Regions from separate parts of the Homo sapiens genome. Here all the other regions are linked to region 2. A link is a contact called in ENCODE Hi-C or POLR2A ChIA-PET data. All regions are on one chromosome and are shown on one strand. Each heading gives the region's core, a stretch centred on a gene start or an enhancer-like site at or near the end of the contact. The rest is flanking DNA. Distances are from core to core; before and after follow the strand shown.

Region 1 (4,680 bases), core at 678-3,177, 130 kb before region 2:
AAATAAAAGAGGAGTCTTTTTGCTCTACCCCACCCACTCCTGAGAAAGGAGGTAAGGGCAAGATTGCAAAGTTAAGTATGCTTACTGAATAGAAGGAACTTGAAGGAGTTATTGTAAATAGATCCTGCTTCCTCCGTGAGGTAAGAGACAAGGGCATCTGCTGACAGTGAATGTAGGGAGTCAGGAGTGGGGGAGGGGGAGGACTTGCAGAGATGGATGAAAACTTGGAAAAGCCACAGTTAGAAACGGGAGGGAACCTACTGGGAACTGGCAATCAAGCTGCACTGAAGCAACTGTCTTTTATTTGCATTTGCTAATAGCAATTAGCCACTTTTTGAACAAAGACCCAGACAAAGGGAGACACAAACCTTCCCTGAAATTGTTCAGTGAAAAAATCAGGGACTTGCAAACTCTAGCAAATTTCACAGAAGAACCTTTAACCTAACTTTTCAATTTTGCAATTGTACAGCTCTGGAACATTTCAGAGGGATTTCCTTCGCTGTCCAGAAGGAAAATATTATTGAACTAAAAAAAGTTTGAGACAATAGAAATTTGTTAAGAAATCTGGATTTTGTCTGATTCAGTTCTTTTTGACATTAAGAGGTTGATCTACTTTGTATAGAAGAGTGTTAAAGAAAACGTAGACAAAAGGCATTTAGGACCCTTATAGAAGTATTAAGTAGTGATACATGAAAACATTTATTTACAGTGGGCTTTGTTTTCATTGATTAAAAAAAAAAGGAACCACCAAAACTGTTCTTGCTAGAATTCAAAAAGACAATGAAAAGCTCATCTCCATAGTCTCTGAGGAATAAAATAGCTTGGGTGTGGTTATGTTTGGTGATTTAGCATGCTGAGTTAATTATTTTTCTTTTCTTTTCTTGAGACAGGGTCTCTCTCTGTTGCCCAGGCTGGAGTGCAGTGGCACCATCACAGCTCACTGTAACCTTGAACTCCTGGGCTCAAATGATCCACCCATCTCAGCCTCCCGAGTAGCTGGGACTACAGGCACATGCACCACCAAGTTTGACTTTTTCTGGGGAGGGGGGATGAGTGTCTTACTAGGTTTCCCAGGCTAGTCTGGAACTCCAGGGCTCAAGCGATTTTCCTGCCTTGGCTTCCCAAAGCACTGGGATTACAGGTGTGAGCCACTGCGCCTGGCCATTAAATTAATTCTTAAAAAAATGTCCTCCCTCTGGTTTTGGCAAGCAACTGAACTGAACTGAGACATAAATCTGTAGTCTTCGTTTTAGATTGCAGTTGAATTCATGAAGTAAAAATGTGCTTCTGACATGGTATTTTAAAAAAATGAACAACTGCTCTGTCTCAGCTGGCATGTCCTAAAAGAAGACAGCATCTGGATAAAATTCAACATAGAATTTTAGCTTTTGTGGCATTTTGAATAAAAACAGTTGGCCAAACAACTACCTATTTAAATTATTGAAAGCTGATGATTACAAATAATACTTCTGGCTGATAATTAGAGTGGAAGTAGAAATCATTCAGAATGCTATGAGGTTGGACAGGATTCCAGAATTAGTTTTCCCTTAAATAGAGTGTTGCAGACAAAAGCAGTTTGGTCTTCAAAGAGCGAGTATTCTTAAACCATTGCATTCACCAATGGGGGCTATGAAGATGTGGGTTAATTTACTTAACACTTCAGAGGTTTGGAGTTTTCAGACAGCCGCAAAGATGAGGCCAAATCGAGATTAAAATTGCTCATTCTTCTCTTGTTCTTTTCAAACACAATAACATCACGTTCTTAGAAGATGACTTGCCATACAGAGCTTTTTATTTGAGACCCAACACGGTAAAGAAACAAGGATACAATCCTCTTTGTAAAACAAAATGTAATTGAAAACAGCCACTAGAGGGCAGTGAAAATACTGGGGATGTTGCAATGCAAGTCCTTTGATCAGAACCTTAAAATGAAAGCTGTTTTGCAGGATTTTGAAAGCATTTGATTGTTTAGCAAATGAGAGACCTGAGGGGTGGGGGTGGGGGTAGAAGCAAGAGAAGAAAGTATCTTCTTGATCATATTAATGTAACATTAATGAAAGACAGCACTACCACGTCTGGCCCGAGCCTTCAGGACGACAGTTGTAGGACAGTGATTCAGCACAGATGATGTAATGAGGTCAGTCCCCCAATTCACTCTGTAATTTAACCCTGCCTACAATAGATCAAGGAGGCTGGGCAACCGTAACACAACAAAACACAAATCATTGGCATTCGACCTTACAGAACATTCAAAAGCAACAGTATTGGTAGGTTGTTTGCTGAGTGTGTGTGTGTGTGTGTGTGTGTGTGTGTGTGTGTCTGTTTAATGCAAGCAATGTCTTTTTAAAAGATTGTGAAGTCAGAATTATTACTTTAAAAAAAAATTCCCACAGCTCCATTTAACCCACGCTATTTGTGGGAGGTGAGAAAGAAATGACTCACATGATCGCTAAAATGCTTGTGAAAATGCAGATAAAATGGTGACAGACATTGAAACATTCAGCTCTGATTCTTTAAAAATCCTTGCAAAAAGAGAATTGGGCTGGAGGTAGGGAGGGTACAATCAAGAATTAATTCTAAGCACTCTGCAGAATCTTAGACCTTAAAGCTAGAAAGCATTTTAAGGTCCTCTGCATCATACAATATTTTCCATATTTCCAGCCTATAATTTTGCTTTTAGCCATTTCAAAGTAGAAAAATCTCTATACTGTGCTAGTACATCAAGAAGCAGTTCTCAAATCAGCTACCACTGAATTGACTATGGAAATGTGGCTGTAGATACAATTTGCAATTGTCAAAAGCAACCAAAGAATCTTTAGGGACTCTAGGCATAGGTGTAGTGAATAAGCACAGAAGTCATAGCCAACCCACTTTTATTTTCTAAAGCAGAGAACTCTGGCAACCAGTGTTGTGAGTTCCGTGGATGGCATGCTGGCTCCTTGAAGGAAAAGGCTCTTAGACACACTCAAGCTTGAACACACTCAAGCTTGAACGATGATGAGAAATAACCATATCCTTATTCTTCAGAGTAAAATGATTCATCCTAACTTGTTGACAGTAAAGAGAAAAAGTGTGATTCTTAGGTCCATGACAGTTTCTCCAATCATCTATCTAAAACATAGCTGCGATTGATTTATTGAACATATTTACTCATATATTTTTGTCAATAAGTACATATTTTTCATATAGGCACACAGAAAAGCAAATCATATGATCTACTGTAAGAATCCGATGAGGATTTTTGTGACCACATTTTATTCTAACCTCTTTTCTAATAATCTGTGTGACCCTGGATTTGCCTTTTTCCCCCACTTCCATACAAGATTTGCATGGAAGCAGTAGAATCAGACAAGCCTAAAATATTTGGCCACTTGGATTCACTGGGGTCATTCTACTTACTGTAAGAGACAAGAGAACCCGAATTAGCAATTCTAATATTCCTGAAGAAGTCTTCATAAGCTATAATGGTTCTGAGTACCAAAGAGGTTTTGTATACCTGGTCCAGTTACTGCAGGGAAAGAACCTAGACTATACTATCTTACTTCCAGGACACATTGTAAAATAAATCAGTCATATGCAAGGGTAAAAGTTCTGATTCTAAAGTGCCTGCAAGTCTGGGATGCTTTGGGGCCCTGTCAAAATGTGCAGTGGAATAGATTCTAGGAATTTCTCTCTGAAGCTTCCTTACTCTTCCCAGAAGAGAGATGTGTACCCTCATGGTTTCTAACTACCTTACAGATGGCCCTGACCATTTCATATTATAATTATTGTACATTCCTAAAGAGTGTGGTCATGTTACATAGGTAGCTAGTCAGGCATGAGCAGAGCAGGAGAGGGCTCCCCACCTACCAACCAGTAATGTCAGGTGATCATTAGGTGATGGTCAGGTGGTTGTTAACTGTCTCTCTAAAATAATAATTGGTTGCAGCCAGTGCCAGGGAAAGGCAGTCTTCCAATATAAAGAAAAAACCTGGAACTGGTGATCAGTAGCTTCTCAGTAAGATCTCAGGGGCTGGGTAAGTGGGCTCAAGCATGTGCATTAAGAAGCAAAATGGTGGAGTTTAACTGGTATATGACCCTCTAGGGTTCTAGGGGCAATCAACTGCTAAGGGAAGAATGCCTCAAGTAAGCATGCATATAACTCCAGTAAACACACCGTGCATGCTCACCTCCCAAGCGCTAGCAGGCCACTGCGCATGCCAACAGCCTTCCCTAAGGGAAGAATCATGTGAGAAGGGACACAAGACGCTGGAAGTGTGCCAACATATAAAAACCTAAGTCAAAAGTCAACCACACGCTTGATCTCTCATGTTGCCCACTTGGCTCTCTTCCAAGTGTCCTTTACTTTCTTTTGTTTCTCCTCTAAAGCTTTTTAATAAACTTTCACTCCTGCTCTAAAACTTACCTCAGGCCGGGCGCGGTGGCTCATGCCTGTAATCCCAGTGAGAGGTAACAGCATGCTGGCAGCCCTCACAGCCCTTGCTCGCTCTTGGCGCCTCCTCAGCCTTGGCGCCCACTCTGGCCGCGCTTGAGGAGCCCTTCAACCCGCTGCTGCACTGTGGGAGCCACTTTCTGGGCTGGCCAAGGCCGGAGGCGGCTCCCTCAGCTTGCCGGGAGGTGTGGAGGGAAAGGTGGGGGCGGGAACCGGGGCTGCACGCGGTGCTTGTGGGCCAGCGCGAG
Region 2 (4,660 bases), core at 156-2,655:
AATAAGGCTACACAATAAGCCCATATGGTAACATATCCATGTCATATAGGACACACTGTTTCTGCGGTAGTCTACAGAGGTATTGTTCTATAACCAATTACATAAAGTATCAAACCATTGCAGTGGGATCTACATAGTTTATAATAGTTTATTCAATAGTTATATATGTGCAATTATTAAAAAGCAATAACTTTAATAAGTAAAAAGATACAAAATAACCCTGATATTCTGAATTTTGGAATTGTAATAATACTACCGACTAATATGTTTACTATTTTTAAATCTTGAATGGAGGATGTACCTTTCTTGAACAGAACAGGAAATTGATGATTTCCTTTGTATTATTTTATGTCAGGATAAAGAAAGAAATTTAGGGGTGCTCCTCAGTTCTGTAATGGTGGCTAGAAAATGGATTAATGGACAAGATATTGTATACATACACACACACACACACACACACACACACACACACACACGCTTTGAGGCAATGCTTCCATTTGTCAAAAGAATTACTTTTCTCTTGCATTCTGTAAACACCCTTATGATAGGTCAATGTTCATTTTTAGAGGCCTTATATTGTTTTGAAATAAAGATAAATTAAAGAATGTTAGATTTGCAATTAATTCAAGTACATAATGCACCAATATTATAAACAATATTGGGTGGATTCACTTCTAGAATTTACCATCTGGTGGCACATGTCTGTAGTCCCAGCTACTCAGGAAGTTGAGGCAGGAGAATCACTTGAACCTGGGAGGCGGAAGTTGCAATGAGCTGAGATCGTGCCACTGCACTCCAGCCTGGGCGGCAGAGTGAGACCCTGTTTAAAAAAAAAAAAAAAAAAAAAAAAGAGAATTTACCATTATCTGGTTTTCTCATTATATTTTCCTTGGTACAAATATTAAATAACGTTAACTTTTTAACCTATTAAAGAAAGATTTTATTATTTGTGTGGGAAGAAAAAGGGGATTTTCAAAGGAGATGAGTATGTCAAAAAATTTATAATAGCCTTCAAAACTGTATGCTTCCTGTGTTTTAAATATTATGGGTTAAATTAGTCACTATCTCCACTTACAAGGAGTAAGATTAACTTTTTTCTTTCCAAATTAGAATTGAGGCCAACCAAGTTCCTCAAACCAAAACTGAAGTAGACATAGTGGCTGGCTTAGGCGGGGAATTTCTCTCTGTGGTGGAATATTCAGGGGGCTTCCACACCAGTGTTCAGTTTTTATAAAGCATGTAGACAAAGCTTGATGTGAAGCTGGATTTCTCTTGCCCTTCTTGAAATAGGTTAAGAAGGAAAATAGATACTGTTTACCCGAGACTATTGTAGCAACAGTAGTTAAGTAATTATGCCTCTACATCCTTTCCATGATATACTTCTCAGGGGCCATTCATACCTTACACAAGTGTTGACTAACAGTCCTGAGTAGATGCTGAATGATGATTTATGAGACTATTTTAGCTAGAGACCTTGCCTCTCTACTGTTCTACCAGCAGGAAAGTAAAACCTATATACTACACAAAGAGAGCAGCAAATGTTTACCCAGCCAGGAGGGCAGCATTTGCCAGTCAGACCAAGAGAATGGCATGGTCTACTAGACCAGAGATGTGATATCTTCCTACCAGAAACAAAGGTCAACATCTGTCTACCAAGCAGGAGGGTAGCCTCTGTCTACCAGTACAGGAGGGTAACATTTTTCAGAGCCAACATTAAGTGCATTTATTTGGCTTTTGTATTTGCCTACTTGTTTTAAAAGGTTATATTGTGAAAAATGCTAATGATTTAATGACCAAAGATCCATGTATGTATTTTGATATGAAAGTATAAATATTAGAAAACAAATCCTTGAATACAGAGTAACACATTATATTTACAAAAGCAGTAGGAAGTCATAGAAACAGATTATTAGTAGATACATCTCTAAATTTAGTTTCAGGTGGTAAATATATTCTAAGTACAGTATTTATTCAACTTAATATTTTAAGGAAAACTATGTGATAAATATATTTGTATATACGTTGGCTTCACTAAAAGGTGGTCTAATGGTATTTTTCTTGAGAACATCTTAATATGAGGCAAAGCACATTGCAATGTCAGAAATCTAAAATAGTCATATATAATTTGTTTCACTAAAAAATATGATTATGTAGCAGATAAATCAGGAAGTCATTTACATTAAGGTACACCAATAAAACAAAACAGTGTTAATGTAACACATATCTAGATTTTATTAATCTGGTTCAAACAAGAAAATAACAAAGAACTATTTCAGTGGGAGAAAAATCAGGTTTAAAGATAAATATTACATATTCTACAAGAATTACACATTGTCATAATTAGGAAAAAATGCAAAGCTAGCTATTTACTTATTCATTCATTTACTTACATTCTCTGTGCTATTGCTCAGAGATTTGAGTTGATTTGGACCCAAAGCACACATTTTGAGATAGTAAAATATAAATCAAAGCAGAAAATTAAAATCAAGGAGAAGATAATATAGAAACCAAACAGGAATGCCAGACTAGTAATCAGTGTTTTTTTTTTCAACCCTATCAGTACACCTCCTCTTTATAACAAATACGCAATAACTCCTTTACTACCCTGGTGGGAAATTTAAAAATACAGTTTATATAAGTAATAAAAAATACAAAGGAAAACTAAAGTTAAAAATATATATACAACACTTTGGCAAGATTTCACTAGAAGACATGAAGAAGTAATCGGATACTTGAATGTAAATGTTGAGTCACCATGAATGTGACAACTACAAAGATGGACTGATACAGGTATGTTATATCGATCACTCAGATACAACAAATGAAATTCCAAACCAAACAAAGGTTACGTTTCCCTTGGTTTATACCTTTGTTATATTTCTGGAAAATTCTTGCAGCTGGATAAAATCACTAAGTGTCTGAGTGAGGTAACTAGTAAGTATCTGAAGTTGGCCCTCAATCTTCCTCTCCTCCCTGTACTGGCAAGCTGCCTCTCACATCAAGAGTGGAGTTTACTTGTCCTTGCCTTAAGTCTGGACCAGCCCTGAGTCTGGCCTTGACCAATAGAAAGCAGCTGAAGTTCTGTTTTGGGGCTCCTGAGCCCAAGCCTGAAGAGGACTGGCTGTTTTCCTTGCCACCTCTTGGAACCCAGCTACCATGCAATGAGAAGCCCAAGCCCTCCATTTGATGGAGGCCTGAGGTGCTCTAACTGACAGCTCCAAACTCAAGTGGCAGCCATGTGAGTGAGCTATGTTAAGCCCCCCGCTGACTGTAGTGCCAATAAATATCACATGGAACAGGAAAACTGCCCAGATGAGCCAGTCGTCCCACAGGGTCTTAGCAGATAATAAACTTCTGTGGTTTTAAACCCTTATCTGTTGGGATGCTTTATTACACACCAATAGACAACCAAAACAGCATTTATATGTAAAATGGAATTAGATTCTAGTTTCAGAAAGATATAAACAGGCTTTTAATCTATTTGAAAATTCAGTGGGACACTTGAAAGTCTTGTAGGACGGGGGATAGTTCTTCATGATGAGTGATTGTCCCATTTAATGCAGGATGTTTATCATCTGTGGCACCTACCCTAAATGTAAGTAGTGTTTCCTGGTTATTATGACAACTAAAACCATCTCTACACATTTCTAAAGTGCTCTCTAGGCAATGGTACTGACTCTGACTAAAATAATTATTTAGATAGTGACTATGGTGGTAGGTAGTGGTAAAGATAGAAATGAACTATAGTCCATGTCTTCAAGAAACATTTAATTGGTGAGGCAAAGAAATGTCAAACTATAACACAAAATAGTAAATGTTGGCCAGGCACCATAGCTCATGCTTGTAATCCCAGCGCTATGGGAGGCTGAGGCAGGGGAATCATTTGAAGCCAGGAGTTTGAGACCAGTCTGGTCAACAAAGTGAGACACCCATCTCAAAAACAAAAAAGGACACAAAAATAGGCTGGCCATGATGGTGTGAGCCTGTAGTCCCAGCTACTCCCAAGGCTGAAGGTGGGAGCACTACTTGAGCCCAGGAGTTTGAGGGTGCAATGAGCTATGATTGTGCCATTGCACCCCAGCCTGGGTGACAGACTGAGACTCTGCCTCAAAAGAAAAAAAAAATGGAAATGTTATGATGGAGACGTCTTCCTGGGACTGTGGTAGCACAGAGAACCAGCTTAGGAAGGGCTGGTCAAGATAAGTTTCCAGGAGGAGTTAATTACTGAGATTAATTTTGAAGTAAATACTTGAGTATCCAAGTGGAGGAGAAGGAACATGGAAAATCAGGCAGAAAAACAACTTATGCAAAAGCACAGTGTGGGGCAGTGGCAGGTATAAAGATGGCAAGGTAGGCTGGGGCCAGAGGCCGATGTGTCTTTTATGCCTTTTTAAGGAGTTTATTAAAGCCTGAAGGCAATTTCGTTGCCAAAGTCAATGTCATATGTCTCCCACATCACTCTCCCAGTCTCCCTTGCAGTTGGCTTGGGGCCTTGTGACTTGTTCTGACCAAGAAACAAGGGTGGAAGTGATGTAAGCCACTTCTAGGCCTGGCTCCCAATAGCATCCCAAGCAATCTTCCAACTCACTCTTCCTCTGCCTCATGTTGGAGGCCATGTATTCCAGATGGCAGAGCTCTAAGAATAAAGAGGACTACCTGA
Region 3 (4,813 bases), core at 830-3,329, 210 kb before region 2:
GGTTATAAGCTCAGCACCCTTAAAACAGGTCACAATTATGAAAAAGTTTAAAAGGGTTGACAGAAATTCATAAACAAAAGTTTCCAAAATAGACGTGTCCCAAGTGTCTGCTTAACTTTTTAAGATCCACACCATAGAAGACATTCACACTCCCTTTCTAATTACATTTAAATGACAAACAGACACAAGCTACTAGACCAGATAAAATTTGTGTCTGATAAATAATTAGGTTCTTCTGATGGGTGTGGTTGTTTGTATGGATGTGAGTACAACTGTGTTGTGGTAAGAATATTCTCTATTTTTATCAATCTGAGATTATTTGTATCATTGTGATTACTGTTTTGTCTTAATTTTTCTACTAATTTGCTTTGATCAGTCTATTTGCCACTGAGGATCAGTTCATGTTTTCCCACTAGCCCAGGAGTTTCCAAAAAGAAAGGTACTGTCCCATAAAGCAAGTGAACTCTGTAGTTGTTATTTCTGTATTTTAGACTTCCTTTCCCTAAGGTTCAGAGATATGTAATCTGGTCATGTTGCTGTTGTTGTTTGTTTGTTTGAGAAACAGGGTCTTCTTCCGTCACCCAGGCTGGAGTACAATGGAGCATCACTGCCCACTCCAGCCTCAATGTCCCAAGGTCAGGCAATTCTTCCACCTCAGCCCCTGGAGTAGCTGGGACGACAGGTGCGCACCATCACACCTAGCTAATTAATTTTTTTTTTTTTTTTTTTAGAGGCAGGGTCTGGCCATGTTGCCCAGGCTGGTCTCTAACTCCTAGGCTCAAGAGATCCTCCCAACTTGGCCTCCCAAAGTGTTGGGATTACAGGTATGAGCCATGGCACCCGGCCTGATATGATCGTGTTTCTATGAGAGTCCTTTCCCTGCCTGTCAGGAGGATCACCTCAGTGGGATGCACAGAGGGTTGGTTATGTTCTGCCTCCAAGTCATGGTTCTGGAGAGGCAGAGTTTCCTTGTGGAAACCTCTGATGATATCACAGATTCTCCTTCACATGCCCAGAACATCGGGGAAAGCCCAAGGCATGCTGCAAATATTCAGCTGTCTTGAACAAGTCTTCTCTGAAAACTACCATCTTTGTGTTTCTGCTCATGATGTAACATGTCTAAACACCCACCTGTCCAATGCATCATGGGAATTATGTCGGTTGAGCACCACCCTACCGTAATTTTCATCTCTGCAAAGAAAGAACAAAAGTATGTCACATAGAAAGTTACCACAATGTTGACCAAGCACTAAATGAGAGAGACATGCGGGCGAGCTCCCAATTTTTGGCAAGGTTAATTCATTTTACTTCAGTTGTGAGAACACAAAATTATGTATCTATTTTAACCAGTCACCACTTGAAAGAGCATGAGAAAAGAAACAAGTTTGTCAGTACAAATGATCATTTATCCCATGAGGTTTCCACATGATTCAACAATGAATGAGTGTTGTGTTGTGTTGTGTTGTGTTGTGTTGTGTTGTGTTTTATCAGACTGTGGGAATATGAGCCCATTTACTTTATATGTATTAGAAGAGTCCTTTTTGGCATGAAGTCAAATACAAAAGCTTTCCACAAATTGTGTTTAAGTTTAAGTAAGCCCATTACGTCTGGGTATGTTGGTGGACTTGACAGTTCTCCTTCATAAAATGTGGGAAACTCAGTACCAATATTTGTGGTTAAGGAGATTTATAATTCACAGGAGACCTAGCCTACTTTTGAACCATGAGAATACAGTTTGCTCTAGTTAGTTGTTAAAATAATCCTATGAATTAGGCAGCGAAGACACTGTCATATCCAGTTCACAGATGAGAAAACTGATAGGGGATTTTGTGGCTTTCCTAAGACCACAAGGTTAGCAAGTAACAGAGGTGGGTCTAGGACCCAGATATTTTCATTCCAAATCATTGCTTTTCCTACTGGTCAACCCTACAATCGACCTTCATATGTAAAATCTCAAAGTAATATCATTCTTACTTTGTACAGTGGAACTGAAAGTACAGGCCCTTTCAGGAAATGTCAAAACACGTAGTGAAGTCTTTGGATTTGAGCCAAGGCAGAAAGTAACTGAACCTATTTCATGTCAACCCAACAAAACCTGAAATACCACATTTTTCCTGGTTATGCTCTACTAACATTACTTAACACTCTGGTACCTTTTTTTTTTTTTTTTTTTTTGTAAGACAGAGTCTTGCTCTGTCGCCCAGGCTGGAGTGCAGTGGTGCGATATCTCGGCTCACTGCAACCTCTGCCTCCTCGGTTCAAGCAATTCTCCTGTCTCAGCCTCCTGAGTAGCTGGGATTATAGGTGCCCGCCAACACGCCCGGCTAATTTTTGTATTTTTAAAGTAGAGACAGGGTTTCTTCCTGTTGGCCAGGCTGGTCTCAAACTCCTGACCCCAAGTGACTTGCTCGCCTCGGCCTCCCAAAGTGCTGGGATAACAGGAGTGATCCACCACGCCCGGCCTCCGGTACCATTTTTAATGAAGCTATAAAAGAACTGTAGTAGACAATTAAACAGAAACATAAACAGTAAAAATGAAACAATGCCAGCAAATATACATTCTCAAAGACCCCGAGAGAACTTTCCTATCTTCCTCCATATCTCTTAATGAAATTTTTGAAAGAGGAGCAGATACCAGACATGTTTTTATCTGAGGCGGAATTATAACACACAGCCCAGAACTGGGCTGGGGGAATCAGGGAAGCATCAAAGCCAATTTTCCCTTCATTCAGTAGCTCCTATGCCATCCAAGCTGGCTTCCCTGGGTTTTCCTGGGAAAGCATGCCTGGCATAAAAGCAACATTCCTCCCAACTGTGATTTGTCTTATACATTCTATCGTCACTCGTCTGTGTAAATATTGGCAATCCAAAATGTATGGTCTACATGTCACATGACACTATCACTACAGAAAATTGGAAATGCTTTGACAGAAGCAATAAATGCTGTTTCATGGAAGGAAATGATTGTTGTCCAATAGTGCTAACTCCAAAAGTTAGTGTGAGTCTCTAAATCTCTAAACACCCATATATTTCCTTGAAATAATACTCAATAACAGAAATTAATAGATATTTTAAATTTAACATTCACAAGAATGCCCCTCAAATAACCATATCTGCAGAGTTTGTAGATAGTTTAGAGTAAGTATCCTATAATGCAGGATTTCCCAACTGCAGGACTATTGACACTTTGGGTTTGATAATTTTTTGTATGGGAGCTGTCCCGTGATTTATAGGATGTTTACCAGCATCCCTGTTCTCTACGCATTAAATACCAGAAGCACTCCTCAATTTTAACAACAAAAATGTCTCCCAACCTTGCCAAATGTCTGCTGGAGGTAAAATTGCCCCTGGTTGAGAAACATTCGTGTAATGGAAAAACAATGGGCCATGTTAAAATCTCAACTCTACCACTAAATAGCTATGTGCCATTAGACAAGTTACTTAGCTTCTCTGAGCTCAGATCCCTCTTTTGTAAAATGAGGAGATATAACACCTACGTTGTGTTTTATTGTAAAATTAGTGGTGCTTTATATGTAAAGTATCTAACACCAAGCTTAATAACAAAGAAATCATAAAATGTCTACATAATTTATAATATACACATAACATAATATATAATCGGACAAATACCTATTGCTGGACAAATACCTATTGCAAATCTATATTGCCAATGAGGCTATATGCCTATGGCCATAGTTTTCAAATCTTTAAACCTCTCAGCTAGTAGAAGCAATGCTCAAAACAAACAAAATTTTGTTGGTTGTAAGTACTTACAAAGTAATACCATATATCCCACCTTCCCAGTACTTAGAAGTAGATGGAACTAAAATAAGTCGGTAATTTTTTAAATTTCTCTTGTACATACCAAAATTTTATATGTTAAATTTGGAATTACACTCTTTTTGTTTATTTCAGCTGACATGATCAACAGAGCAGGATTGTCCGATCATGGATTAACTGTTACCTTTTTGGAAACTGGAAAGTCATGTTTTCTTTTCAGTTTACCAAGTAAGCACAAACATCTATCCTAGGTAATAACCAGGCTCTCTCTCAGTAATGACTCACACTCTCTTATGCATGTGGATATTTAAAATGGCAGAAATATTCTTGAAACTCTGATATGTAACCTATTTGTGCTTACTAAGTCTCACCAAAAATTAGACCATGCAACAAAGTGTTTCAGGAGAAAAGTATTCACTTTTCAGATGAGCATTAGCTTCCCAAACAGATAATGCCTCTCTCTGCCCTTCTGTCCACCCACCACGCTCCACACCAGCTTACTTTTCTTCTTCAGGGCGTTTCTTTATCCAACTGTTATCCTGTAAGAAAGTTCTTCTTTTGTTCACCTCGTGAAAATCCTGCTGCTTCCGTGTGGTTCCCTGAGTGGTGCTCTTCATCTCTATCAACAGAAACATGAAAGACTGGAAGATGTAATAGTGTGGAGTTGAGCGTGGGCTTGTTAACCTGAAAATCCTGAGAGGCACATCTGATTGGCCAGCATCAATCTGGGCTGGCAAGTCCAGTACTGTTTCAAAGTAGGATGCACCAGCAAGAAAGAACAGATCCCACACCCCATCACCAAAGATAACACATAAAGTTGCTCAGGTGCCAACTGAAACTGCCAGTGCCACTCATGAGGCCCCATCCAGTTCCTGGGAAAGGAGAACTCCCAGCCTGGGATAAACTGAGCCAGGATTTAGTGGGTTGGCCTTTTTACCCCATAAGAAATATACCCTGGAAGCCCACAAAAGACTGTTTTTATAATACATAGTAATAGTCAATAAGTCCTGGTCATTTGATTCTAAGTAACTTA

What was found. Hi-C counts contacts between places; a loop is a spot of excess contacts on that map. ChIA-PET counts read pairs that join two places held with the same protein, here RNA polymerase II (POLR2A). Pooled maps may share reads with other maps.
Region 1: a map of PC-3 shows a loop between it and region 2 (7-fold over the local background). The contact joins two enhancer-like sites. A Hi-C loop is called at or near these places in 18 of 168 maps with a recorded cell type or tissue (CD8-positive, alpha-beta T cell, Caco-2, GM12878 and 14 more), 21 of 37 single-sample maps with no recorded cell type and 15 of 50 pooled maps. POLR2A ChIA-PET finds 5 or more read pairs at or near these places in 13 of 52 experiments (A549, B cell, GM12878 and 9 more).
Region 3: a pooled map shows a loop between it and region 2 (2.3-fold over the local background). The contact joins two enhancer-like sites. A Hi-C loop is called at or near these places in 2 of 168 maps with a recorded cell type or tissue (Caco-2 and mammary epithelial cell), 7 of 37 single-sample maps with no recorded cell type and 4 of 50 pooled maps. POLR2A ChIA-PET finds 5 or more read pairs at or near these places in 3 of 52 experiments (BJ, activated CD8-positive, alpha-beta memory T cell and activated T-cell).

The regions. Positions count from the first base shown.
Region 1 is chr13:77,475,783-77,480,462 of GRCh38, reverse strand. No RefSeq gene overlaps it. Among named protein-coding and RNA genes, the nearest start is that of SCEL, 58 kb to the left of the region's middle. RefSeq lists enhancers at 1,355-1,997, 1,998-2,642. Within about 2 kb of position 1,927, at least 20 of the 41 ENCODE cell types and tissues checked have a DNase peak (open chromatin) inside an H3K27ac peak, as active enhancers do; they include GM12878, where a contact is called at or near this core.
Region 2 is chr13:77,342,141-77,346,800 of GRCh38, reverse strand. No RefSeq gene overlaps it. Among named protein-coding and RNA genes, the nearest start is that of MYCBP2, 17 kb to the right of the region's middle. Within about 2 kb of position 1,405, at least 2 of the 41 ENCODE cell types and tissues checked have a DNase peak (open chromatin) inside an H3K27ac peak, as active enhancers do; they include GM12878, where a contact is called at or near this core.
Region 3 is chr13:77,556,182-77,560,994 of GRCh38, reverse strand. It overlaps SCEL (sciellin), which reads right to left. Exons shown (of 33, transcript NM_144777.3): 3 at 4,282-4,399; 4 at 1,132-1,191. Among named protein-coding and RNA genes, the nearest start is that of SCEL, 23 kb to the right of the region's middle. Within about 2 kb of position 2,079, at least 2 of the 41 ENCODE cell types and tissues checked have a DNase peak (open chromatin) inside an H3K27ac peak, as active enhancers do.